Linked DNA regions of Homo sapiens: region 1 is linked to region 2. A link is an interaction called in ENCODE POLR2A ChIA-PET data of the cell type or tissue named here. Cell type or tissue: PC-3. All regions are shown on one strand.

Evidence for each region. Peaks named below come from ENCODE experiments on the same cell type or tissue, not always from the same donor. Only the 100,000 strongest peaks of a DNase experiment are listed, where the experiment ranks them.
Region 1: POLR2A ChIA-PET joins it to region 2 with 15 read pairs; 6 of 35 experiments call an interaction of 5 or more read pairs at or near these places.

The regions. Positions count from the first base shown.
Region 1 is chr2:3,522,980-3,525,479 of GRCh38, forward strand. It overlaps LOC124907725 (a long non-coding RNA gene), which reads left to right. Exons shown (of 2, transcript XR_007086195.1): 2 at 1-1,115. Among named protein-coding and RNA genes, the nearest start is that of ADI1, 4.7 kb to the left of the region's middle. In PC-3, no CTCF peak of the experiment used is centred here; a DNase peak (open chromatin) is centred at 962; H3K4me3 peaks cover 615 bases; H3K27ac peaks cover 1,051 bases.
Region 2 is chr2:3,393,650-3,396,149 of GRCh38, forward strand. The region is part of intron 2 of TRAPPC12 (trafficking protein particle complex subunit 12); the gene reads left to right. Among named protein-coding and RNA genes, the nearest start is that of TRAPPC12, 15 kb to the left of the region's middle. In PC-3, no CTCF peak of the experiment used is centred here; no DNase peak of the experiment used is centred here.

The sequences.
Region 1 (2,500 bases), 130 kb after region 2:
TGCCAAGGCAGCCCAGCACTTGCTGCTGGCAGGAGTTCAAGCGGGCAGAATCAGATGAGAACAGCACTCATTACTTCATACGGACATTGCCGGCCCATGGGATTCCTCCTTTGAAGAGGAATCTTTGGAACTTGAACTGTCTCTTCCAGAAGAATAGCCAGCAGCAGCCCAAAAATATGTTTCATGACCAGAATTTATCACCCCGATGTAAGACACTTGGGAAGAATCTGTTTAGATGTTTTGAAAGACAGATGGTCGCCATCGCCGCAGACCTGCGCAGACTGTTATCCGTCTGGGCTTTGTGATATGCTCCCAACCCAGGGGCGCGTTAACAAACCATATAGGGATACAGTAGAGCCACAGAAGAACAGGAAGATCCAAACTGCTGGAATGTGGAACGCAGATAAGGCTCTATAGACGGGCAGCAAGTTTTCTCTGGAAAAGGCCAGATAGTAAATCGTTTAGGTTTTGTAGATCGAGTCAAAATTGAGGATAGTATGTAGGTATTTATACAACAACCACATTACAGCATAAAAACCATTCTTAGTTCATGGAACATACAAAAACAGGCAGCAGACTGAATCTGGCTCATAGCCTGGAGTTTGCCAATGCCTGCCATGCACTATTAATAATAGTTAATTTTTATCTGATGATCAAGTGTACTTTACTTCTGGCCTGTGGAAAGAACTGCCAAGAGTCGGAGATGTTTACACTCTGCAAGCTAAGAAATTAGCCTGTCCCAGATTCATGGGTGTTAACAGAAGTCAAGAGATTATCGGCTCAGAGATAAAACACAGCCTATTACTCAGGAGCAACAGCGGTAGCAGGGGCCACAGTGTCTGCAGTTTTGCACAGGTTGCTGAACGCCAGTCCCCACCAAGGGAACTTGAAAAGGGATGATACCTGCATCTTCAGTGGGTTGCATTACAGGGGAGGAACTTTGAGCTTGGGAAAACCAAAATATTTCCCTGAGTCATACTCAGCTATTCAGCAGAAATGCTTCCTGTGTACTTCCCAATTTGTCACAGAGAATGTTAGAAAGATGTCTACTCAAAGGTCAAAATTTAATAAAACCAGTCATTTTTACAGCTTCATTAAAGACATTCTTAAGAGAAGCGGGGGTTTGTTTTTGTTTCTGTTGTTCCAGTGCAGGTGTGTGAAAAACACAATGACTGCTGGTACAGTGTGTACCATGTCGTGGCTCTCTTGGGCACGGAGAGCTGAGCCCATCACTGACTTTGCACCATGAGGGCAGTGCTCAACACAGAGAAGAAGGTACATGTCATCCTGGCATTGTGAGACAAATAGTTTTGACTTCAAACATCTCCATACTGTAAGAACCACAGCTCTCATCTTTTTTGTTCAGGGTACTTTAGGTTGCAGGTGACAGAAATCCAACAAGTTGGCCAGGCGCGGTGGCTCATGCCTGTAATCCCAGCACTTTGGGAGGCCGAGGCGGGCAGATCGCAAGGTCAGGAGTTCGAGACCAGCCTGACCAACATGGTGAAACCCTGGGTATGGTGGTGCACACCTGTAATCCCAGCTATTCAAGAGGCTGAGGCAGGAGAGTCACTTGAACCCGGGAGGTGAAGGTTGCAGTGAGCCAAGATTGCGCCACTGCACTCCAGCCTGGGCGACAGAGTGAGACTCCATCTCAAAAAAAGAAAAGTCCAAGTTACCTAAGCAAACAAACGGGAACAAAGATATGTTGGATCACATAAATGAGAAGGGTTAGAGCAGAACGCACCTTGGGCATGGCAGGATTCAGGGCTGAAAGTATGTTAACAGCTCTGTCTATGTCTCTTTGTCTCTATCTTCTCCATATGTGTGTGTCTCTCTCTTCACTTAGCTTTTCTTCTCTTCTCTCCCTCTTTCTGCCCCCTTTTCTCCCTCCTGTCTCTCTTCCTCCCTCTGTCTCTCCTTCTCTCTTTCTCTCTCTCCTCCCTATCTCAACCCTCTTTTCTCTGTGCCTTGTCTGAATACTCAGCTACTAAAAAGAGCTCTCTGCATGGGTCAGAAAACAGCCGCCAGTAGCTCTAAGACTGCACTTGCTTGCAATTCAAGGCAAAAGAGCTCTGTTATGTAATGATGGGATATCCAGTCTCATGGGAGATTCCAGACTGCAAGCCCTTTAGATCTCTCTGGGAGCCCGAGGTGCAGACTCCACTACCCTGGGCCTGGCCGGGTGCCCAGTCTGGGAGGTGCTCTGCCTGGCAGCCCCTCAGCCCCACGACTGGTCAGGGAGAGGGGCGGTGGAAGGGCAGACCGACAGGCCAGACGTCCATGACAAATACTAAGCTGCCAAGGTGTCCTACTGGTGAGTGTTTCCAACAGCTTGCAAGTGAAAGAGACGAGCAAAGCTGCTCTCAATGCCACGACTTCAGGTCTCATACCCTCCTGGCTGTTCCCTGTTGAACCCAGTCTGAGTGCTGCCAGGGCAGACACCATTCTGTGGAGGAGGCTGAGTCTACACCACTCTTCCTGGGAGGGCCAAAACTGA
Region 2 (2,500 bases):
CTAAAATTTAAAAATATGCCTTTTCTATTTACCCACATTTAAAAAAAAAAAAAAAGAACTGGAAATCAAATGGCTTAACTTTAGTGTTCCATAAAGAGTGAGTAGCTCAGTCTTCTCCAGGGTCCCAGAAGTTGCCTGATACGTAGACATATCCCTGATCAGTATGTGAGCTTAGGAAGAGCCTTGAATTAGAAGAATTGGTTTCAAATTGTTGGTTTGCCAATAACCTGTGTAACCTAAGGGAATTCATTGAACATCTGTGGCTCTATTTTCTTCTCTGTAAAATGAAAGGTTTTGGTAAGTCTGTCAGTTACGCTGTAGGTTCAGCTGCATTAACAAAGAAAGCCAAAGGTATGGTGGCTGGAATAGGATACATGTTTATTTCCAGGTGGTAGAACACTTTGGAGATATGTGGGCCAGCACTGTGGATTGACTCTACCTTCCTCAACCAAGTCCAGGAAGCTTTTTCCCATTGCTGTCTTCCAGCCATCTGGAAGAGGGAGAGGCTGGAGAGCTCTGCAGTATTCCTTTTATGATACGTCATCTGGAAGACAGTGTGTCCACTCACATCCCACTACCTAGGGTTTAGTCACTTGGCCACACCAAGATGCAAGGAAGGCTGAAAATAGTCTTTAGGTAGGCGACCATGTGCTCAGGCAAAACCAAAGTTCTGTTACTAGAAGAAGGGGAGGGCCGGGCATGGTGGCTCACACCTGTAATCCCAGCACTTTGGGAGTCCGAGGTGGGTGGATCATGAGGTCAGGAGATCGAGACCACCCTGGCTAACACGGTGAAACCCCATCTCTACTAAAAATACAAAAAACAGCCGGACGTGGTGGTGCACGCCTGTAGTCCCAGCTACTTGCGAGGCTGAGGCAGGAGAATCACGTGAACCCAGGAAGCAGAGGTTGCAGTGAGCTGAGATTGCACCATTGCATTCCAGCCTGCGCAACAGAGCAGCACTTTGTCTGAGGTTAAAAAAAAAAAGGGGGGGGAGATCAGAGATTGGTGGATGGCTGAGAGTCTCCTCCAGTGAGTCCTTCCAGCACCAAAAGTCTTGAATCTGGAATCCATAATTACTGCCAGCCTTGAGCCTTTGCTGATAACTGAATTCCCACTGCTGCGTATGTAAGAATTATCCAGCTTGTAAGTAGGTTCGAAACCCATTTTCTAGTAAATTATGTTATAAATCGTAGGGGAGTTTTTAGAATAAACCACAAAGGGCTCTCTAGGTGGAACTTATTATAAAGAGATAATGTTGTATATTCTGTCTCTCACACACACACTCACACTCTATCCTGTTATTAGTAATTTAGCAAAATAATGTTGGGAAAGCATATTTGAGTACAGTCTTTTTTGTGGATATATTTTCGTTTCTCTTGGGTAAAAACTTAATAGTATACTTTCTGGGGCTTACGATAAATGTGCATTTAGCTCTATAAGAAATAGAACAGTTTCCAAAGTGGGCACAGTATTTCATGTTTCCGTCAGCAGCGTATGAGAGTTCCAATTATTTTGTATCCATGGTATAGTCAACTTTTTTCGATTTTTGCATTTCTCTGATGACTGAGGTTATATAGACTACTTGATACAAAGGATCTCATGTATTAATCCTTTGATATGTAGACGGTTTGTATATCTTTATAGAGCATCTCTTCAAACGTTTTCTCCATCTTTCAAACTTCGGATGTTTGTCTTATTGTTACTGTGTTTTAAGAATTCTGTAAATATCCTGGTTGGAAATGAGCTATCATACACAATAGATGTGTTGCAATTTTTTTTTTTTTTACTATTCTATGTCTTGTTTTTGCAATTTCTTAGGTGTCTTTTGAAGGGCAGAAATTTTAATTTTGGGGTGCAGGTATACTAGCTACAGATTCTCGCAGCTTTTATTAGTTTCAAAATTATTACTTTTTTTTTTTTTTTTTTTTGAGACAGAATCTTGCTCTGTCGCCCAGGCTGGAGTACAGTTTCACAATCACAGCTCACTGCAACCTCCGCCTCCCAGGTTTAAGTGATTCTCATGCCTCACCCTCCAGAGTAGCTGGGACTACAGGCACGCACCACCACGCCCAGCTAATTTTTTTTTTTTTTTCTTGAGACACAGTCTCACTCTGTCACTCAGGCTGGAGTGCAGTGGCACAATCTCAGCTCACTCCAACCTCCACCTCCCAGGCTCAAGCAATTCCCCTGCCTCAGCCTCCTGAGTAGCTGGGATTATAGGCATGTGCCACGACACCCAGCTAATTTTTGTAATTTTAGTAGACACGTGGTTTTGCCATGTTGGTCAGGCTGGTCTCAATCTCCTGACATCAAGTGATCTGCTCACCTCAGCTTCCCAAAGTGCTGGAATGACAGGAGTGAGCCACCACGCCTGGCTAGTTCTTGTATTTTTAGTAGAGACAGGGCTTCACCACATTGGCCAGGCTGGTCTTGAACTCATGACCTCAAGTGATCTGCCCACCTTGGCCTCCCAAAGTGCTGGGATTACAGGCATGAG